2 separate regions of the Homo sapiens genome follow, and region 2 is linked to region 1. A link is an interaction called in ENCODE POLR2A ChIA-PET data of the cell type or tissue named here. Cell type or tissue: OCI-LY7. All regions are shown on one strand. Links, peaks and the distances in the headings refer to the core of each region. The heading gives the core; the rest is flanking DNA. Region 1 overlaps NCKAP5L (NCK associated protein 5 like). Region 2 overlaps RACGAP1 (Rac GTPase activating protein 1).

Region 1 (11,687 bases), core at 2,067-10,066:
CTTCTGCCTCAGCCTCCCAAGTAGCTGGATCACAGGCGCGTGCCACCATGCCTGGCTAATTTTTGTATTTTTAGTAAAGACAGGGTTTCACCATGTTGATCAGGCTGGACTCGAACTCCTGACCTCGTAATCCACCCACCTTGGCCTCCCAAAGTGCTGGGATTACAGGCATGAGCCACCGCGTCCAGCCTTTTTTTTTTTTTTTTTTTTTTGAGAGGGTTGAGAACTTTGAAAGGGTCAGAGACAAATCTGAAAATGTCCCTTCCTCACCCTCAGTATGGTTTGTCCTATGGGCCCTAAGAGCCATTTGATGGAGGATAGTTAGGGGTCTTTTGGGGAACCTGATGAGCCCATGTATGTTCTTAGCTGTCCCTTCTTTCTAACCTTCTTTCTGATGAGAAGGAAAGGAGATCACCAGTTCTGCAGGGGGCAGGGTGGCTCAGGGCCTGGTCTGGTTGGTAGGAGTGGTACACTGGCAGAGGGCGTGGCAGGGAGTGCAGAAATACAAGGAAGGGCCTCTCCTCGGGGAGCTCCCCTTCTAACAGTATAGGGAGTCCCCTCCTCTTCACAGGGAATGTTCAAGAACACAATGCATTGCATTTGGAAATACTGATCTTGCAGGAGGCACTTGTAGAAGACAGAACAATGAGGCTGCACGAGTCCAGGAAAGCTTGTCCGAAGAGTTGCTCTGGGGCCAGACAAAGGCAGAGCTTTGAGGGTTGTGTTGAGGGCTTTGGTCGTTCCCAAAAGCAGTAGGAGGTCGTGGGAAGATTTGAAGTGGGAAGAACACCATCAGATTTATAGTTTTAGAAGGTTGCTATGGTGGAGCTCCTTGGAAAAGTGTTTGTGGCAAGGAAAATACAAGATAAGCCGGGAACATCTTATGGCAAGAGAGTGCTTAAAAAAAAAGGAAGCACTGGCCGGGTGTGGTGACTTAAGCCTGTAATCCCAGCACTTTGGGAGGCCCAGGTGGGTGGAGCTCTTGAGGTCAGGAGTTCGAAACCAGCCTGGCCAACGTGGTGAAACCCCATCTCTACTAAAAATATAAAAATTAACCAGGTGTAGCAGCACACACCTGTGGTCCCAGCTACTCAGGAGGCTGAGGCATGAGAATCGCTTGAGCCGAGATCACGCCATTGCACTCCAGCCTGGGCAACAGGGCAAGACTTGTCTTAAAAAGAAAAGGAAGCATGTTGAAAGAAGGACCCAACCTGAAAGATTCTCAATGGCCAATGGCCATAGCTGGAATTTGAGCAATGAAATGTGATAATATTATTGGATTATAACCCAAAGATTAAAATAAATATCCAGTTCATCCATACCAATATAAATACATGATTAAATGGGATGAAGGGACAATTATTCCTTATAGAAAACTTGCAATTAATAAATATAGAAGGAAGATAAGAAATTGAAAATTATGTTTTAGAGCACCATAGTAATTGCTACAAGCAAGATCCACTGATTTTGGTAAAAAAATTGCTGGGTGAAAATTTAAGGAGAAACAGGATATTTACATAGTCCAAAGTATTGCCCCCAAAAATATTTAATTACAAAAGGAAAAATAGTGACTTTATAATGGAGAAACCAATTAATAGATACTGCCTAACCAAGTGATGAGGTTAAAACATCACCAGGAACAAGAAACCTTGATATCATGTGTGTCCTCAGATATAATGCCCTGGGGAAGGCATATCACCTCCGTGGTATTCTTCTCAAAGCATATAACCTCAGTCTAATTAGTGAGAACATCAAACAACCCAAATTGGAGGACATTCTCCAAAATGTTGACCAGTCCCTTCAGAAGTGTTACAATGATGAAAGGTAAGGAAAGGTCGAGGGATTGTCATGAATTGTAGACACTAAGGAGACTGGGTGACCAAGTACCCTGTGGAATCCTGGATTGGATCTTGGAACAGAATATTGATAGAAAAACGGATAAGATCCATATAAAGGCTATAGTTTCATTTTCTAAAAATTGTTCTGCTAAAGAAAGATGTGGAACCATGAGAACGTGCTACTATGTCTTTTTTTTAAGTATGTATTTATACATAAAGTAACACATAGGCACACAGAAGAAGAGGTGGAAGAGGGGTGGGAGGAGCAGGGGAATGTAATAGGCAAGGGAAAAGTCATCCAGGAAGAAGTGGATACCCTCAAGAAAGTGAAAAGACAGCCCACAGAATGGAAGAAAATATTTTCTTTTTCTTTTTTTTTTTTTTTTGAGACGGTGTCTCACACTGTCGCCCAGGCTGGAGTGCAATGGCACTATCTCGGCTCACTGCAGCCTCCACCTCCCGGGTTCACACGGTTCTCCTGCCTCAGCCTCCCGAATAGCTGGGATTACAGGCGCACACCACCACACCCAGCTAATTTTTTGTATTTTTAGTAGAGACGGGCTTTCACTATGTTGGCCAGGCTGGTCTCGAACTTCTGACCTCGTGATCCGCCCACTTCGGCCTCCCAAAGCGCTGGGGTTACAGGCTTGAGCCACCACACCCGGCTGGAAGAAAATATTTTCAAATCATATATATATATATATATATAAATATAAAATAAAGGACTTGTATCTAGAATATGTAAAGAATTCTGAAAACTAGGCTGGGCAAAGTTGCTCATCCCTGTAATCCCAGTGCTTTGGGAGGCCAAGGCAGGAGGATTACTAGGAGGAGTTCAAGATCAGCCTGGGCAGTATGGCAAGACCCTGTCTTTACAAAAAATTTTAAAATTAGCCAGCTGTGGTAGTCCTAGTTACCTGGGAGGCTGAAGTGGGAGGACCACTTGAGCCTAGGAGTCTGAAGTTACAGTAAACTATGACTGTGGCAGTGCACTCCGGCCTAAGTGATAGAGCCAGATCTTGTCTCTTAAAAAAAAAATGTAGGCCAGGCGCAGTGTCTCATGCCTGTAATCCCAGCACTTTGGAAGGCCGAGGCGGGCAGATCACTTGAGGCCAGGAGTTGGAGACCAGCCTGGCCAACATGGTGAAACCCCATCTCTACTAAAAATACAAAAATTAGTCAGGTGTGGTGGCACATGCCTGTAATCCCAGGTACTCGGACGGCTGAGACAGGAGAACTGCTTGAACCCAGGAGGTGGAGGCGGCAGTGAGCTGAAATCGCGCCACTGCACTTCAGCCTGAGCGACAGAGTGAGACTCCATCTCAAAAAAAGTAAAAAATAAAAATAAAGAATTCTCACAATTAGATAATAAAAAGACACAATCCCCAATTTAAAAATCAGCAAAAATTTGAAAAACATTTCTCCAAGGAAGAGATGCAAATGGCCAATAAGCACATGCAAAGATGTTTAACATCATTAGTCATCAGGGAGGTACAAACTCAAACCACAATAAAATCTCACTTCACACTTACTGGGTGGCTGGAATCAGCAGATCAAATAATAAGTGGTGACGGTATGGAGAAATTGGAACCCTCATACACTGCTGGTGGTATTATAAAATGGTACACCTGCTCTGGACAACAATCTGACAGTTCCTCAAATGATTAAACCTGCAATTATTATATAACCCAGCAATTCTACTCCTAAGTATATACCCAAGAGAAAGGAAAACATACATCTATACAAAAACTTGTGTAGTGATCCACATTTGCAGGGTCCAACCAACTGTGGGCCAAAAATATTTGGGGGAAAAATCAATTAAAAAATAACAATAAAATAAAAATAATACAATAATACAGTAACAACTGTTTACATAGCATTTACACTGTATTAGATATTATAAGAAGCCTGGAGATGATTTATAAAGTACACCAGAGGAAGTGTTTAGGTTTTATGCAAATACTGTACCATTTTTTATATAAGGGACTTGAGCGTCCTCAGATTTTGGTTTTTGCAAGGGACCTAGATCCAATCCCCTGGGGATGCCAAGGGATAACTACATAAATGATCATAGCAATATTCATAATAGCTAAAAAGTGAAAACAAGCCAAATGTTCATCAGTAGAATGGATGGATAAACTGTGGCTGGCCCATACAGTGGAGCACTGTTCACCCATACAAAGGAATGGAGGCTGGGTGTGGTGGCTCATGCCTGTAATCCCAGCACTTTGGGAGGCCAAGGAAGATCACCTGAGGTCAGGAGTTCGAGATCAGCCTGGACAACATGGTGAAACCCCGTCTCTACTAAAAATACAAAAATTAGCCAGGCGTGGTGGCGGGCGCCTGTAGTCCCATCTACTCAGGAGGCTGAGGCAGGAGAATTGCTTGAACCTGAGCGGCGGAGGTTACAATGAGCCAAGATCACGCCACTGCACTCCAGCCTGGGCAACATGAGTGAAACTCTGTCTAAAAAAAAAAAAAAGATGAAAACCAAGCAAAAAGAATGGACTACTGATACGTGCAACAACATGGATGAACCTTGAAAACATCATGCAAAGTGAAAGAAGCCAGTCGTAAAAGGCACCAATGATATGATTGAATTCACATGAAATGTCCAGAATAGGGAACTCAATAGAGACAGAAAATAGATGAGTGGTTGCCTGTGACTGGGTGGGGAGGGGGCAGTGTTAAGGAAAGGAACAATAAAAGCTAATAAAAGTGTTCTAAAATTAACCATGTTGATGATTGCACGTATCTCTGAGTATACTAAGAACCACTGAATTGTACACTTTCAGTGGGTGAATTGTGTGAGACATGGACTGTCTCAAAGCTTAAAAAAAAGTCCAGGAGGAAGTGGTCACAGAGGTCTTATACCTGCGATGGCAATGAGGACTGAAAAATATTGTTTGGATTTAGCATCGTGGTGGTTACCACTGAAGTCGGACCAGGTTAAGGGAACAATGAGAAGATGGTTTTGGGATTTTCTTTTTTGTTTTTTGAGAAGTTTGGCTTTGAAGTATCTAGAGTATTTTTTGAAATTTGGCAGTATCTGGGAAAATGTCAAGCAAAGATTGTTGTTTTTGTTTGTTTAAGAGAATAAAAAGGGTCCCTCTTTGTCGCCCAGGCTGGAGTGCAGCAGTAGCCGGGTCATAGCTCGCTGCAGACTCGGAGTCCCTCAAGTGATCCTCCCACCTCAGCCTCCCAAGTAGCTGGGACTACAGGTGTGAGCCACTGTGCCCAACGAGAAGATTGTTTTTAAGATTTAAAGATTTTAAGTTTTAAAGGGTAGATGAGAAAGCTGTCTTCAGGAGGTAGATACTGAAGACGTAAATGGGGAAAGTCTGGGACAAGCAGGACTGGCTTTGCCCGGGAGCAGGCAACTCATCTGCTGTAATAGTGGATGAGGAGGTGGGGAGGGTTCCGAGGGGGATGGGAGGGTGGCGGCAGGAGGTGTGAGGGGGTTCCCCTCTGCTGGCTTTAATCCTCTGGGGAAACAGGAGGGTGGTAAGCCAGAAGTTATAGGAGAGTGGAGAGGGTGTGTGCTACTCATGGCACAGAATGAGAGAGCAGCTCTCTTACTTGAGCTGGGCAGGATTGCCAGGCTGGACTGACAGTGGGGCTGAGCTGGCCTTCTGTGGTGGGGAAGAGAGTGAGAGAGCGCGTAAGCACAAGCCTGGGGACAGGAGTCCCTTTGCAACACCCACTCCTTGTGGAAAGAAGCATTGTCCTAGAATACGCAAGTTGAGGAATCCCAGGGAACTTCTTGAGCTCGCATGTGGCTATCTAAAATTAAATGTAAAATTCAGTTCCTCAGTTGGACTAGCCACATTTCAAGTGTTCGGCAGCCAGGTGTAGCTAATAGATAGCTTCCATGTTGGATAGTACAGACTAAGCATGTTCATTATTACAGAAAGTTCTACTGGACAGCACTGTTCTAGAAAAATGACTCCAACTTTTTGGTCTGAGGACCCTTCTATACGCTTAAAACTTGAGGACCCCGAAGAGCTTTTGTTTATAAATGTTATACTTACAGTTATTTAATTAATTTGTTTAAAAATAGCAATAAACCCATCACATGTTAACATATTTTATTTAAAAATTTAATTGTATATGTTCCAAAAACACAAATAATAATAAGTCATTGTTCTCTATTTTTGCAAATTTCTTCTGTCTGACTTAATAGAAGGAAGCTGGCTTCTCCTGTCTGCTTCGGTATTCAATCTTTTGCGGTATCACACAGCATAGTATCTGGAAAATGCCACTGTACACTCAGGAGAGAATGAGAGTAATAAAGGCAGATAGTGTCTTAGTAGTAGTATTAGGAAAACAGCTTTGACCTTACAGACCCCTGGAGAGGGCCACAGGGTGCCTAGGCCCCACTGTGGGAACCACTGTGGCAGAACAACAACCACTTGGCGTGAAGAAACTCATCTCGGGGAGACGGAATGATTTGCCTAGTCACACAGCACATAAGTTAATTGCAGAGTTCGAACTGGACTCCATGCCTAGACTCTTCTGCCTTCCGGTCTAAGGCTGTTTCCAGTACCCTCGGCTGGGCTAGGACGGCCTGGGCTGGACTTTTGGGAGTGGGGCCTGGGCCACTTGGCTGCAGAGCCCCTGGTGTGTGGTCCTATAAATAAACCCATTGTGTCGGCACCCCTTCCCTCTCCCCACCCCCTTCCCTCCCCCCACCCCCGGCAGCTGCTAGTTTTGTTACTGGGTTATGCTGTGGACAGGGAGCAGGAGGGCTCTGAGGGAGGGGAGATGAGGGATGTTGAAATCTGGAGGCCTTTGGGGCTTATAACACGACTGCCCTTCCTTCTTCCCTTCCTGGAAGGGCCGAGGACCTATCCTGCAGCTGGTTTGGAAGAACTCACACCATGGTGGTTGAGGTGCTTGGAGTGCCTGTGAAACGGAAGTTGGGGGGATGTAGGGGGCCCCTTCCAAGACAGATGCCTCTCAGAAGGGCTATTGTGTCTCCAGTACCAGTTGTCAGGAGGAGGGAAGGAAATTCTTGTCTGCCCTCTTACCCTGAATGGGGAGGAGACCAGTTGGAATTCTCAGGGCTGAAAGATGCTTTGGGTCAGGGATTAAGTGGCCCCTTTCAGGCTAGAAGTGCCCTGGGAGCCAGGCCTCAGTCCTCCTATCCCTCCCCACACTCCTCAGCAGCCCAGGGCTGATCTTGGCTGGAAAGGGTGTTTGCTGTGGGGACAGAAGTTGCTGTTTACAAGTGGATTCTTGGGTGTGACTGGTAAAAGGGCTGGGAGGGTAAGAGGGATTCCAGAAAGCAGCTGGGGAGGGTGCGGAGGGAAGCGGTTGGTGTTACGGGTGATTCTGTGATTAAGTGAGCTCTCCATCTCTGCCTTCCTACAGCTGCCCACCCTCCCCCACTCCTGGTCCCTGGCTTCTCTCCCTAGAGGACTCTGGGGGGAACAGCTGGTGAATGAGGGGCTCACCAGGGGCCAGGAGGCCTTGGCTAAGGGCCGGGGTGAGGGAATGAGGACAGGCTTGCTGCCGCCTGCCTCTCCAGCCCCTTCCTCCCATGCCTGGTCTCTGTTCAGGGAGGGGTCTTGCCTGTGCCCTGCTGGAGAGGAGGTAGGAGCCACAGACCCCTTCTGGTCTGGCTAACTGAAAGGCCAGGACAGTAAGATCTCTTTGGAGGCCCTGAAAGCCCCTGTCCCCTCCTGGCTTTAAGGGGGAAGGGAGAGCTGGGGCCCTCCGTGACTGACTTGGCTGAAGAGATGGTGGTCGCCCAGGTTACCCAGAGACCCCTGAGCAAGTTTCCTCCTTCCTCGGCCCTGGCTGCCTGAAAACTGGCCCCCTCCCCACACCCTCTGAAGGACGAGCCAGAGAGGACTCCGCTCTTCTCCCCCCTCCTTCTCTCCCTCCCCCTGCACTGAGGTCACCTCCCTCAGAATCAGGCCTTTGTGGATGGCAATTCCGGCGGGAGAAGCCTCCAGTTCAAGTTAGAGTTCCCAGACCCTGCCTGGCCGGCACTGTGTGTCCAGACCCAGCGTCCCAGACGTGTTGGGGCCACCAGAGGAATGTCTGAAACCAGAGCCATTCCAAAAACCCGAAGCCTGGGGTTTTCCCTGCCCCAGGTCGGGCTGAGCTCATGGCTGTGAGCAGGAGCTGTGGGTCCTGAGGGAGGAGGCGGTGCTCAGCCCCTGGGGAGGCAGCAGGGACCACCACTGCGAAGCCTGCCTGGGCAGGCATCCCCCATGAGAGGCAGGCAGAAAGCCCAGACTCCAGAGGGCCACATTCCTGACTTGGCTTCGATTTGGAGCTGGTGGTGGTGGTCTCTCTCTGGATCTTGACCTTCCCTAGAGAAGGGTAAGGACGCAGGAAGTTTTCTTTAGAAATCTTGAACTCAGACTCTGGGCCGACTCTCATGGCCCGTGCTCCTCCCCACCACCAAGCTTTCCTGCAGGTCTCTTCCCCGTGACAGCTTCCTGCCCTCCACTGTGACGGCCCTGCAGATGCAGAGGAGGCCCCCTCATCCTGGGCTGACCCCAGACCCCCTCGCTGTGAGGCCAGAAAGTATTTCTCCTGAAGAGGGGCTGAGTCCTAGCCCCACTCCAGCTGGGGCACTCTGAGAAGAAGAACTGTGACCACTGGCTGGCTCATAAATCGGAGGGTCTCCCCCATTCTCAGTGGAACTCGGGCCTCCTGGCCTGGGATTCACAGGGGCTCAGCTGTGGATCGGGGCCATGCCTGGCTTTGTGTGGAGTGTGTGGGGTCTCCATGCTCCTCAACACAGAAAACCACTGCGTGCACACATAGAGAGTCCGCAGCCAGTCCTCACAGCCTGGCCTTGCTCTTAACCTGGATGCTTTTTTATTATTTTGGGAAAAGATACTCTACATTGTTTCGTTGTTGCTTTCTTGTGAAGAACACAAATCTTAGGGTTTCCCGGTCCTTAGCGTTATCCTTTTCCAGACCCCGAATGCTGCCTTCTTCATCCCATTCCTTTCCCTCACCCTCCCAACTTTTTTCTCTTCCTCCACAGCATACCTCAGCCACACCCTAGCCCCTCTGATGGTGAGGGGATTGAGGGACACGCTGGGGACCGATGGGCAGGTTGCTGCAGGCAGTGGGAGGACAGTGGCCCAGAGACCAGAGTTGTGGGTGAGGGTGGCACTGGTCAGATGCTGGAGGTGACCTGAGACATTCTGGGTTTCACCCCATTTGAGTGTGGGAAGGAAGATAATTCTTAAATATTTTTCATTTTTTTTCCAGGCCTGTATATTTCTAAGTCTATCAAACGTGATAATGTTATGAGCAAACCAAGTTAAATATGATACATTTTTATGATGTTAAAATAAAAAACTTCAGATTATTATACAGTATTAACAATAAGCATTAGAGGCCAGGCACAGTGACTCGTGCCTCTCATCCCAGCCACTTGGGAGGCTAAGGCAGGAGATCACTTGAGCCCAGGAGGCCAAGGATGCAGTGAGCTATGAACGTGCCACTGAACTCCAGCCTGGGCAGTGAGGTGAGACCCTGTCTCTTTAAAAAATAAAAAAATCAGTATTAAACAGGTCTTCCTTTTCCTCCAAGTGTTTTCAGAAGTCCCCTTCCCACTGTTGTGTACACACACACACACACACACACACACACGAAGAAGCATTCTCTCTTTTCACTGTAATCCCAGCCCCCAAACATCCAGCTGCTTCTCTTTCTGGGGTATAGAAGAGAAGAGGGAAGGCAAGGCTGGCCCTGGGGCTGGAGGGCCGGCTGGGAGGAGTTGGAGAGGAGGCCTCTGAGGGCAGGGTGGGCAGAGCAGCATTCTGAGATCTTCAGGTGCCCCTATAGCGGAGACCCCTGGGTAAGGGCCCTGGGACTCGGAGTCGGCCTCTGTGTGAACGGACAAGGTAGCAGCAGGCTCCACAACAACCCCATAGCTTTGTACTGTGCCTCTGTCAGCAGGTGATGATATGAAAAGTCTCCATTTATGGAATTCACGCCAGACACTCTACATATATTATCTCATTTTGTCCTCCAACAACCCTTTGGGCTAAGTGTTCTTATCCCTGTTTTACAAGTGAGAACAAGAGAAAAGAGATTCTTTAGTGTCAGATTTCTAGCCCAAGTTTCTAGCCTCCAGGGAGCCTTAGGGCTGTACGGAGCTTAAATGTCTGTTTTACTGTGGAGCTTACAGTGAAGCTTGGGTGTGTGCAGAGGAGTGGGAAAATCTAGGCCTGTCTGGTGTGCTTTGTGAAGTAGTCATGTGACTTGGGCAATATCCTCTGCCCCAGAGCCTGCCTCCTCCCGCAGGCGGGTGCTCCCCTTCCAGGGTTGTTAGGAGAACTGGATGGGATGGTGTGGAAGAAAGCGCCTGTGCTATTCATCACACTGGGTAAACACAGTGTGTGCAAGTGTAACTTTCTGTTCCTCGGTTTCCTCATCTGAAACACAGGCACTGATAATAGCATTTAACATTGTTGTGGTTAACTGTTGAGCACGAGGCAAGACAATGTATGTTGTAGAACCGGGTTGTAAAGTACCAGGTGTGACTTTTCAGTCTCCTCTGTTGTCTGATGATTCCTGGCTGAGAGATGGGGACCTTTGCACTGGCTCTTTCTGCTGTCCCAAATGCTTTCCCATTCCAGGATTTCATCTGGACTTCATTCAGGTCTCTGCTTAATTGTCATCTCTCAGTGCCTTATCACAACCCAACGCTGTACATTGTCGGCCTCGTCCAATAGAGTGGAAGCATCATAGCGGCTGGGCTGTCTCTGGCTGTTCGTCCCGTGTCCCAGTGCCTGGCACATAGCAGGAGCCCAGTAAGTGCGTGGCTGACGTCTTTTTTTTTTTCTCCACAGGCAAGGTGACCGTTCTGGATGCTAGAGTGAGTGTGCCCACCTGCGTAAGGGGGCAGAGACAGGTGAGGGGCTTTGGGGCCTGTGCATGCTGGGGGTGGGAGAGGCACCCCTGGGCTCCACTGTGGAGGATAAGGAAGCAAGCACTCAGATGGCTCGATGGTGAGCTGCTGAGGACACCTCTCTCCTATAGTCCAAAAGCTCCAAGCCTTTTTATTTTTGTTTTGAAACGGTCTTGCTTTGTTGCCCAGGCTTGAGCACAGTGGCGATCATAGCTCACTGCAGCCTCGAACTCTAGGGCTCAAGGGATCCTCCCACTTCTTTTTTTTTCTTTTGGTAGATGCGGTCTCAGTATGTTGCCCAGGCTGGGCTTGAACTCCTAGCCGTAAGCCATCCTCCCACCTTGGCCTCCCAAAGTGCTGAGGTCACAAGGCATAAGCCACCACGCCCAACCCCATTTTTCTTTTGTGGGGGCTTCAATGGCACAAGGGGTAGTCAGTGATGGACCAAGCTTCCACCCTTTTATAATAGGAAGGGTTGCCCATCTACTGGAAACCTCCACAATATTTGTATGAAAGAAAAACAGCATTTTTCTCTAGCAGAGAAATTGGAACTCAATTGGAAGATGAAGACTAGTCAGTTCAAGCTAGCAACAATGGCAATGGTTTGGTGGGGTGGGAGGATCCCATGGTGTGATGCAGGTCTGAGCCCTGGCCGTGCTGGATGTGGTCATGAGCTTCGTCTAGTCATCAGTCTGTCTCCTACATGCCAGGGATCCCACCAGGAGGCATGTGAGTTTGGATGGGGAGGCAAATGCAGTGTTCCTGCCCTCACGGAGTTGACTGTCTGGTGGGGGAGGCTGGTGTACAATCTTGCAGGAGCATCGCCTGGGAGCCCTGAAGGATGAATAGGGAGGAGCTGGCCAAGTCGAAAGGAGCGGGTGGTGTCAAGAGACCCCAGCAGAAGGACCATCGTGCACAAAGAGCCTGATCTGACGGGGCCTAGCTCCTGCCAGGGCAGTGGG
Region 2 (11,687 bases), core at 2,537-10,536, 200 kb before region 1:
TGCCAAAAATCTCCCAAGATATTTATTTTTACAGAAATCCTGATTTTATTGTATAAGCAAATTTTTACCTTCCCATTTATTTCTATTATAAAACAGAGGTACATTTTACCTCCTTCTCCAGATCTCTAATTTGGAATGTTGGCTTTTTTTATTTTTTATTTTTATTTTTTGAAACAAGAGTTTCACTCTTGTTGCCCAGGCTGGAGTGCGATGGCGCAATCTCAGCTCACTGCAACCTCCGCCTCCCAGGTTCAAGTGATTCTCCTGCCTCAGCCTCCTGAGTAGCTGGGATTACAGGCATGCACCACCACACCTGGCTAATTTTGTATTTTTAGTAGAGACGGGGTTTCTCCATGTTGGTCAGGCTGGTCTTGAACTCCCGACCTCAAGTGATCCTCCCACCTTGGCCTCCCAAAGTGCTGGGATTACAGGGGTGAGCCACCGCGCCCGGCCCTCATTTATTTTTTATTTTTTTTGAAACAGAGTCTCACTCTGTTGCCCAGGCTGGAGTGCAGTGGTACGATCTCAGCTCACTACAACTTCTGCCTCCCAGGTTCAAGCAATTTTCCTGCCCCAGCCTCCTGAGTAGCTGGGATTTCAGGTGTCTGCCACCATTCCTGGCTAATTTTTGTATTTTTATTTTTATTTATTTATTTATTTTTTTTATTTTTTTGAGATGGAGTTTCACTCTTCTTACCCAGGCTGGAGTGCAATGGCACAATCGTGGCTTACCGCAACCTCTGCCTCCCAGGTTCAAGTGATTCTCCTGCCTCAGCCTCCCGAGTAGCTGGGATTACAGGCATGTGCCACCACGCCTGGCTAATTTTTTTGTATTTTTAGTAGAGACGGGATCTCACCATGTTAGCCAGGATGGTCTCAATCTCCTGACCTCGTGAACCACCCGCCTCAGCCTCCCAAAGTGCTGGGATTACAGGCGTGAGCCACCGCGCCTGGCAATTTTTGTATTTTTAGTAGAGACAGGGTTTCACCACGTTGGCCAGGCTGATATTGAACTCCCGACCTCAGGTGATCCAACCGCCTTGGCCTCCCAAAGTGCTGGGATTACAGGTGTGAACCACCATGCTCAGCCTAGTTTTTATTTTTTTGGAGACAAGGTCTCGCTCTGTTGCCCAGGCTGGAGTACAGTGGTGAAATCATAGCTTACTGCAGCGTTGAACTCCTGGGCTCAAGCAATCCTCCTACCTCAGCCTCCAGAGTAGCTGGGACTATAGGCTCATGCCACTACACCAGCTAATTTTTTTTTTTTTTTTTTTTTTTTTTGAGACGGAGTCTCGCTCTGTCGCCCAGGCTGGAGTACAGTGGCACGATCTCGGCTCACTGCCAGCTCCGCCTCCCAGATTCACGCCATTCTCTTGCCTCAGCCTCCCAAGTAGCTGGGACTATAGGCGCCCGCCACCACGCTCAGCTAATTTTTGTATTTTTAGTAGAGACGGGGTTTCACCGTGTTAGTCAGGATGGTCTCGATCTCCTGACCTCATGATCCTCCTGCCTCGTCCTCCCAAAGTGCTGGATTTATAGGCATGAGCCACCATGCCCGGCCCACACCGGCTAATTTTTATATTTATTTTGATTATTTTATTTTGAATTTTTATTATTTATTTTGTCTCCCAAACTACTATAAACACTACTTTTGTTTTAATTCTATTTTTTGTAGAGACAAGGTCTTGCCATGTTTCCTGGGCTGGTCTTGAACTCCTGGGCTCAAGCGGTCCTCCCACCTCGGCCTCCCAAAGTGCTGGAATTACAGGTGTGAGCTACCGCACCTGGGCAAATGTTGGCTTTTGAGGAACTAAAGTGACCCTGTGTTTTTTAGACACTAGAATCAGGTTTGTGCATCCACCCCAGTGTCTGTCCTCTTTTTTCTTTTTTTTTTTTTTTTTTTGAGACAGTCTCACTCTGTCGCCCAGGTTGGAGTGCAGTTGTGTGATCTCAGCTCACTGCACCCTCCGTCTCGTGGGTTCAAGTGATCCTCCTGCCTCAGCCTCCCAAGTAGCTGGGATTACAGGCGCATGCCACCAAGCCTGGCTAGTTTTTGTATTTTTAGTAGCGATGTTTCACCATGTTGGCCAGGCTGGTCTTGAACTCCTGACCTCAAGTGATCCACCTGCCTTGGCCCACCAGAGTGCTGGCATTACAGGCGTGAGCCTCTGTGCCCAGCCTGTACTCTTCTTAGATCCTTAGGAATTCCCCACATGCCCAAGTATCCCTTGACTCCTTACTCTTGCCTTTCATCATTAACTTCATTCCTCTTTCTCTTTTTTGTATTCATTTTTTTTTTGAGACAGAATTTTTCGCTCTTTGTTGCCCAGGCTGGAGTGCAATGGCGAGATCTCGGCTCACTGCAACCTCCACCTCCCGGGTTCAAGTGATTCTCCTGTCTCAGCCTCCCGAGTAGCTGGAATTACAGGCATGTGCCAACACGCCTGGCTAATTTTGTATTTTTAGTAGAGGTGGGGTTTCTCCATATTGGTCAGGCTGGTCTCGAACTCCCGACCTCAGATGATCCACCTGTCCTGGCCTCCCAAAGTGCTGGGATTACAAGCGTGAGCCACGGTGTCTGGCCTGTATTGTTTTTTAAAAAGCTAAGTCCGGGCCGGGCAAAGTGGCTCACACCTGTAATCCCAGCATTTTGGGAGGCCAAGGCAGGTGGATCACTTGGTCAGGAGTTCAAGACCAGTCTGACCAACATGGTGAAACCCCGTCTCTACTAAAAATACAAAAAGTTAGCCGGGCGTGGTAGCATTCACCTGTAATCCCAGTTACTTGGGAGGCTGAGGAATGAGAATTGCTTGAACCCAGGAGGTGGAGGTTGTGGTCAGCCAAGATCATGTCATTGCACTACAGCCTGGGCAACAGAGTGAGACTCCATCTCTTAAAAAAGAAAAAAAAAAAAAAGTTAAAAAAAGAGAGCTAAGTCCAAGTTACAGGAAGATCAGAATGAAAGTTAATATTTTAAAAAAGATGACTTTAATAGCATATTTTGTTGTCTTGTTTTCTCCAGTCCACACAGTTTTTATGTTCTATTTTTAATTTTTCATAAGCTGCCTGAGCTTTTTAAAAAAAATCATTGGTGTATAAATTAGGAATAAGTATAATTTAACATTTATCAGGTGCCTGTTGTGTGCCAGTGACATACTAGGTTTGTGCTACACTATGCATAGTAGGAAATAATGAAGTATATATGACATATTGCCTGTCTTCAAGAAGATTATGGTATTTTAGTTTCAGAGACAGGATTTTTTTCTCATGAAACAGAAGATAGTACAAGTATCAAAATATATGCTTTTGGGTAATCTAGAAAAATTTAGTGTGTAGCAAACTGATTAGGAAAAGATTCACAGACCAGATGGGACTTGGTAAATGGGTATGTAATAGGTAGGGCATTCCATTTGGAGTGCATAGCTTGGTCACAAGTGAGAAGGCAGGAATGCCTCTGTTCTGGGGGCAGGGACAGACTGGTTTAGCTAGAGGGGTATTTATTGCATAGTGGTGGGAGGTAAGTTTGATTAAACTGGTAAGGTGGTCTTGGATGCTGGTAAATTTAATTTGAACAGCGGCTTTTCATTCATTCATTTGTTCAACAGATTATTTCAAGTGTCTACTGTGTGCTAGGCAGGTTACAACACTGGAGATAAAAGAGCAAAGGAGACATAGGGTCTTTGTCTTTAAGAAGCTTAGAGAGGGTAGTAGGGAAGGCAAATGGAAGAGCCTGTTCAAAGGCCTCCGGGAGTAAATGGAAAAAAAAAATCAGGATTTCTGGACCCACTTAAATTTGCTTGCTGAGCTATGAACCAAATCCTGATTTTTAAATTTTAAATAAATCAAAGATCACCCTCAATTTGTTTTGAGGAAATTTCCCTTCTCTTTCCTCCTTTTTGATAGGGGCACTTCATAGTTTAGGGTGTACGTAACTTTTTAAAGGAGGTACTGTAATTTGAATTTTATAAATCTTTTTTTTTTTTTTTTTTTTTGAGACAGCATCTCACTCTGTTGCCCAGGCTGGAGTGCAGTGGCACGATCTCAGCTCACTGCGACTTCTGCCTCCTCGAGTAGCTGGGATTACAGGCGCACACCACCACACCCAGCTAATTTTTGTGTTAGTAGAGACAGGGTTTCACCATGTTGGCCAGGCTGGCCTTGAACTACTGACCTCAAGTGATCTGCCTGCCTTAGCCTCCCCAAATGCTGGGATTACAGGCATGAGCCACCGTGCCCGGCCTGAATTTTATAAAGCTTTTAATGTGCACTTCATGGCAGGCTGGTACCAAGCTGAATTGTGATTCACCAACTGACCAAAACAGTGCCATGATTATTGGTCTTCAACATCAAAATTGTTTCTGATCTATGGCCCAAAATGCCTTCTGACCCAATCCCAGCAAACTTTGCTCATAGCAGAATTGTACATAAAAATAGTATCTTTCGGCCGGGCATGGTGGCTTATGCCTATAATCCTAGCACTTTGGGAGGCTGAGGCAGGTCAATCACTTGAGGTCAGGAGTTTGAGACCAGCCTAGCCAACGTGGTGAAACCCCATCTCTAGTTAAAATACAAAAATTAGCCAGGTGTGATGGCACACGCCTGTAGTCCCAGTTACTCAGGAAGCTGAGGCAGGAGAGTTGCTTGAACCTGGGAGGCGGAGGTTGCGGTGAGCCAAGATTGTGCTACTGCACTCCAGTCTGGGTGACAGAGGAAGACTGTCTCAAAAGTGAAAAGTAGGCTGGGCACAGTGGCTAACACCTGTAATCCTAGCACTTTTGGAGGCCAAGGCAGGTGAATCACCTGAGGTTAGGAGTTTGAGACCAGCCTGGCCAACATGGTGAAACCCCGTCTCTACTACAAATACAAAAATTAACTGGGCATGGTGACACACACCTGTAATCCCAGCTACTCAGGAGGCTGAGGCAGGAGAATTGCTTGAACCTGGGAGGCGGAGATTGCAGTGAGCCAAGATTGCGCCATTGCACTTCTGCCTGGGCAACAAGAGTGAAACTCTGTCTCAAAAAAAAAAAAAGTAATATCTTTTTTTTTTTTTTTTTTTTTTTTTCACATTTCTCACCTGCACACACAAAAAGTAATATATTAATCAGGTATGTAAATGTTCTGCTTTGGGTCTGACTTAAACTAAGCTGAAGCAGTAATTTAATAAAAGGAGTATCCTAAAGAACAAACAAACCAGCAAAATTAGGTCAGATGAAAATCTTTTTATTCTCAAAATTGTTTTTCAGTTCGGTAAATATTTTGAGTGTGTATGCATACGGTATTTAGTTTGCAAACATATATGTTTTTTTCTTTAAGCTAAAAAAAAAAACCCACAAAAAAGTAGTATGTTCCAGACTAACCCAGCATATTATTTCTTAAAACTATTTGAATTGTAATATTTTTTTAATTGTTGATATCCGCATTGTTTAAGATAACTAGGTCATAATAACCTATTTTGCTGAAATTTGTGGTTTGTAAAAACTAAAGTTTCCTTATTACTTGGTTTTTCTGGAACAAATTGGTATCCTGATTTGTAAGTTTGATATTTGGTCAAATGATTAAAATTGTTTAAAAAGGACTATGTATTGTTTCTATGCTTTTAGGTTAAATTCATAGGGGAAAAGTGCCCTTACTACCTAAGAATCTGCTAGCTGTGTGTGAATTTGGCCTAGTTTCAGTTTTAACTGGGTTAGTTTGACCAGCAGCAGATGTACACCTTGAGACCTTCTTCCTTGATGTTGGTGGAGAGTGATCCTTAGAGATAGACGGAGGTTAACTAGAAAATTGTAAGGCACTTTTGCAAATACATTGCAGAACAGCTTTGCCAATAGCAGGAGATAAGAATGAATGCCAACAGGGTTATCTTCTTCCTTTGAGATGCTGCCTTGGAAGTGATGTTCTCTTTGCAGACATTTGAAGAGACTTCACATTCTGCTATCAGGGATGTTCCAAAAGCTAGTTTGATCTTCTCTTCCTGTTTTTTTTTTTTTCAACTGGAATGTTTACATACCCTTCAGGGCAGTGTTAAACAGCAAAAGCAAATTGGCTTTTTACTTTCAAATCAATATTTGTATAATTATATAGCCAAATGGAATTGTAGGTCTAGACATCTGTAATATTAATCTACATCTACTGGAGCATATTACAGCAGTTACATTTGAATTTGCTGTTTAACATCTCTCTGGTGCAGCAATGCGTGACTGTAAAGGAAACTGTTTTTGTTTTATAGCTGTAACTGTCCTGGTGCATGACAGCTGCCCCAAAGGTATCCCCCTTTGATTGCCTTCTGTTCAGGAGCTTTCAGTGTTAGTGTTACATCTGGAGCCAGGTGACTAATGAGTTACATATTCCATAGCAGATGCCACTGGCTAAGCCAAAAGTAAGTGGCCTATTGAATAGGAATTGCTACCCACAAAGTTCTCATCAGAGTGACAAACATATCCAGGATCTGCTCCTAGTTATTTTCAGCTGGATTTGCCCATAGTTCAGCTGGTTCCTTAATTATGAATTTCAAATAAAGCTAACCGTAGGACTCATTTATTAGAGCAGTTATACTCTGTTTGGTGCTTGAATTATTAAAGATTCCCCCTTTCCTCAGAATTTATCCAGTTGGCGAAGGACTTTGAGGATTTCCGTAAAAAGTGGCAGAGGACTGACCATGAGCTGGGGAAATACAAGGATCTTTTGATGAAAGCAGAGACTGAGCGAAGTGCTCTGGATGTTAAGCTGAAGCATGCACGTAATCAGGTGGATGTAGAGATCAAACGGAGACAGAGAGCTGAGGCTGACTGCGAAAAGCTGGTGTGTATTGTTTTCCGTGCTAGAACAGTGATGATGCAGGAGGGGGAAGGCATTGTCTGACAGTTTCCACTTGCCAAATATACCTAGTTTCTTCTTCCACATTAAAGAACTGAAAGTGACCTGTTCTTTAACAGCTTGCCCATGATTAGAGCTGAAATTGCAGACTAGGAATCTTGTTCTTCATAATTTGAAATTTAAATGTTTTTGTCACTTAGACTTGAAACTTACTTAACAGACAGATTTCAAATGAGAACTTAAAGAATTAGAGGAAAAGGGAGGGAGGGAGATCCTAACGTACTTGATCTGTCACAAGTTATTGGCCATCCTTCATTGTTTATTTTAAGTGCTACCCGGAATATCCATCCTTACATGAGTAGCTGGTACTTTGTCATACATACAGGCAAGACAACTGTGACTCTTCTTTTCATCACCCCTCTCTAATTCAGGGTAAAAGGCTAGATGTATTCAACCAGTTGAGCAATGTGACTGACACAGAACACTATCATTTTGATGTGCCAGGATGGGTCATAATGCAAAGGAAAGCCTTTACTGGGAGGGACTAATCCATCTTGGTATACAGTGTTAGATGCCTCAGTAAACTCAAATTGTCTGGTTCCAGTGCATTATAGCTTTGTATCCATTTTAATGCATTTTGCTCCACTACTTTGAGAGGTGGGTGGCTGCTTTGATCCGTAGAAGCCAATATTTGTCCTGATAAAATGACACTAAAGTGTTTTTGCTATGTGAAATCTATTTTGGGACTCTCATTTTGCATTATTCTCCTCTTGGATTAGCAGGTTAATCCAAAAGTCTTGTAGCAGAAACTTCGCTGTTCTAGATGTAGTTCATTTTACCAGTCAGAAATCAGAGACACAATCTGGGTTTGATGTGAATTAATATGCTATTGGTGTAGCAGCCTTCCTGAAGGTCCATTTGCATAATGCTGCATTTTAATGTCTTCTGGTCTGCCTGTCCCATAAACTTGAGGTGAAGCTTTCTCCCCTGGCTAGTTATGATGTTTTACTTTGCTTTGGTCTGTAGGAACGACAGATTCAGCTGATTCGAGAGATGCTCATGTGTGACACATCTGGCAGCATTCAACTAAGCGAGGAGCAAAAATCAGCTCTGGCTTTTCTCAACAGAGGCCAACCATCCAGCAGCAATGCTGGGAACAAAAGGTGGAGGAACTGCATCTGTTGTTATCCTATCACAAGCAACACAGGCTGTCAGATATTCTTGTTATCTGAATTCTTAAATATACTTCTTCTAGAATGTGTGCTGAAAAAAGCAGAAAAAGATTTTGTGGGGAGAGTAGGTGGGGAATAAAGGCACAGGGATGTCCCTGTATATTTTATTTTATTTTATTTTTAAATCTTTCCTAAGGATGTTGTTTCACCATGGATACAATTTTGATGTTGGTGCTAAATTGCACATCAATAACTAATCCTGTGCATTGCTAAGAAACCCAAAGGTGAAAGTGGCAGTTCAGCAATACTTTCAGTGTTTACTCTCCAGAGAGCTCTTACAGCTCTTCTGGTTTAGAAAGGCCTCTGTGAGCCAAGACCAGACAATAATTTTGGTTCCACTGCACCACTGTTTAAAATAGTCTCAACCAGGCTTTGAATTTAACATCCCCAGTACAATATGTAGGGAAAGGTCAGCTATTTATTTTGTTGCCTGGTTGTTTTATGGGGAATCTTTATAACTAAGAAGATGTACAGGCTTAATTTCTTAAAAAGTCAGTGTTGGGTAATACTCTTGTTTGTAGAAACCAGCACAGTTGGGATCAAATTAAACTTCATTCCCTTGATTTTGTGAATTTGGAGTAGCCTGTAATACAAACTCGGTAGAGAATAGCACCCATAACCCTGACTAACTTTCAACTGCCCTTATAAGGTCTTTGCTGAAAAAGCAACTGTGTTGCACCTGTACTCATGCACACACACTCCTCCGTGGAAACCATACAAAGTAGCCTACCACAGGGTTTGAGATTGTAATTGTCTCTATAGTGAAGATTTTGCTATGAAATTAACTGATGTTACCTGACCAGTAGGACTTGTTCTGAATGTTGGTGAATTTTACATTCCACAGTCTACCATGTCTAACGTTGTATTGTTTCACTGATCTAGACTATCAACCATTGATGAATCTGGTTCCATTTTATCAGATATCAGCTTTGACAAGACTGATGAATCACTGGTAATAAACATTTGATCTCTGAGAATTACCTACTTTTCTTACCTCTGCTTCCCCAGGAATATCTCTCCTGTCTTCTCTTCTGAACATCCTATATTACTATTTTATTAGTTGATGTGTTATAGATTCTGAGCTAGCAATTTAAAATATAAATCCACATGAGCTATAAGAGGCTGGCTTATATATTAGTTTCTGAAGTGAGAATATATAATTCAGAATTTGGCATAAGTTGAGTTCATTTAATAGATCTCTGTGTGCCACATGTACTAACTGATTATATTTTGACTTATTAAAGCCCCAGCTAATAATAAAAATATTAGCAAGACTGTATGTCGTCAGGGTTTATTTGCTGCTCTTAAATAGACTTGTGCCTTATTTCTGAATTAGTTTGGTTCTTGGGGAAAGCATAGTCATACTTCACAATTAGAAGGAAACCAAGGTCCTGGGATTTCAGCCAGAAAAGTGTGATTAGAGTTTCTAGGCACTATATAATGCTTTCATCAACAATGGTTAACATGTTAAACTATTTGTTGCCCTGCTTTTATGGGGCGGCACACTTCTTTTAACTTACAGTGATGCTTCTGCATAAAAGGTCATCTCCTGATACAGTCTTTGATATAGTTCATTGATTTGTGCATCTTTTCTGTTACTAGCTGAAAACTAGCAAACAAAACAAATCAGGAAGTTTTTGGTGACTGGTTTTCTGGTATAGCAAAACAGGTGACAACTATTTGTTACATGGCTAGGAGTTTTCTGTTCAGATTCAGTGTTTGACCAGGGAAAATACGGCCATTTTATAGATAAAAATATTAGGCATCACCTTTCTCAAATAGGGAATGATATAGTGGAGGTCTGGAATATATAATAAAACTAGATCATATTATCAGTTGATTTTTGAGCTAGACCTATGATACGATATTTCTTGTAACTGAAGCTGAATCAAACAACCAGTAACTAAATTACTGGACCATGACTTGGGGAAGTTAAATTTATTTAGCTAAGCTATTATTTGCTGTATACCACTGTTTCTAGATACTGTTTTCAGGGATGATCAGGAGTAAGGAAATCACAGGTAACTACTAAAATGAATGCAAATAGTTAAAATAGGTGAATTGAAATGAGACCACAATAAAAGACAAATAGTTCTTCAGTGGTGGACACGTTTTAGGGCCTAAGTTCCTAAACTGTAGAACTTTTTTTTTTTTTTTTTTTTTGAGACAGAGTCTCACTCTGTCACCCAGGCTAGAATGCAGTGGCGCAATCTCAGCTCACTGCAAGCTCCGCCTCCCGGGTTTATGCCATTCTCCTGCCTCAGCCTCCAGAGTAGCTGGGACTGCAGGCGCCCGCCACCACGCCTGGCTAATTTTTTTGTATTTTTTTAGTAGAGACGGGGTTTCACCGTGTTAGCCAGGATGGTCTCGATATCCTGACCTCATGATCCGCCCACCTTGGCCTCTCAAAGTGCTGGGATTACAGGCATGAGCCATCGCCTGGCAACTGTGGAACTTGTGAAGTGGCAATATTATGCAGAGCATTTGATTAGACAGTGGCAATCCCTTGGGGGCAAGAATCACATCTAATACAATCAGTATAGTGCCTAACATTCTGTAAGTTCTAAAACTAATTACAAAAATAATCAGAAATAAAGGATCAGCCACTGGAAATATGGCAGAATTTGATTCTTTAACCTCTTCTTGCCTCTGTGGTATTGATTCCTGATTTTATTATAATAGCTTCAATTTTTCAAAGAAAGCACATTAACTTACTATAGCTCTATAGCTACAACACTTGAGACCTTCCCTTCTCTAACCCTCCCCGAATTGTACGTTAGGTAGCCTGACTGAAGAAGCCTTTAAAGTTCTCTGTAAATTTATTTGCACAGGGTTTAGGGATGGCCTAACCAAAAAAAGAAATTAATACAGTGTAATTGTCAACAGGATTGGGACTCTTCTTTGGTGAAGACTTTCAAACTGAAGAAGAGAGAAAAGAGGGTATGTATGATTTGTTTAGTCTTTTTTTAAAACAAAGTAATAATGGAGTTATTTTTGGAAATTTTGCCATGATACTGCATTCCTGTCATGTTGCTCTAGCCATTGTTAAGCACATACTACAGATGAATTCATGCTGTGGGGACAGTATTGATATTCTTTTTTTTTTTTTTTTTTCTTTTTTTTGAGACGGAGTTTTGCTCATTTCCCAGGCTGGAGTGCAATGGCGCGATCTCGGCTGAACGCAACGTCCGCCTCCCGGGTTCAAGCAATTCTCCTGCGTCGGCCTCCCAAGCAGCTGGGATACAGGTGCCTGCCACCATGCCTGGCTAATTTTTGTATTTTTAGTAGAAACGGGGTTTCACCATGTTGGCCAGGCTGGTCTTGAACTCCTGACCTCAGGTGATCCACCTGCCTCGGCCTCCCAAAGTGCTGGGATTACAGGCGTGAGCCACTGCTCCCAACCAGTACTGGTACTCTTTGAAGTAGTAACTTAGGACAGAATCCTGTCCATTTCACTGTTTAGGCTGCATTTCAATTCATTCATACAGTGGAAAAGGATAAACTTAAGTTTGTTTTGAATTGTCATATGAATTTTTACACAGAACTTTTGTGCTCTAATATAAGCTTCATATAATGGGATATATAGAGATCTATCTGTGTATGCTTGTTTAGGGTACTTAATGTGTTTCCAAGACTTCA

What was found. ChIA-PET counts read pairs that join two places held together with the same protein. Peaks named below come from ENCODE experiments on the same cell type or tissue, not always from the same donor. Only the 100,000 strongest peaks of a DNase experiment are listed, where the experiment ranks them.
Region 2: POLR2A ChIA-PET joins it to region 1 with 20 read pairs; 6 of 35 experiments call an interaction of 5 or more read pairs at or near these places.

The regions. Positions count from the first base shown.
Region 1 is chr12:49,805,021-49,816,707 of GRCh38, reverse strand. NCKAP5L (NCK associated protein 5 like) reads left to right here. Exons shown (of 13, transcript NM_001037806.4): 2 at 10,667-10,728. Among named protein-coding and RNA genes, the nearest start is that of NCKAP5L, 18 kb to the left of the region's middle. In OCI-LY7, for the core only: no CTCF peak of the experiment used is centred there; no DNase peak of the experiment used is centred there.
Region 2 is chr12:50,001,548-50,013,234 of GRCh38, reverse strand. RACGAP1 (Rac GTPase activating protein 1) reads left to right here. Exons shown (of 17, transcript NM_001319999.2): 3 at 6,599-6,801; 4 at 7,843-7,979; 5 at 8,931-9,000; 6 at 10,935-10,988. Among named protein-coding and RNA genes, the nearest start is that of RACGAP1, 18 kb to the left of the region's middle. In OCI-LY7, for the core only: no CTCF peak of the experiment used is centred there; DNase peaks (open chromatin) are centred at 5,804, 6,254 and 6,804; H3K4me3 peaks cover 2,018 bases; H3K27ac peaks cover 3,284 bases.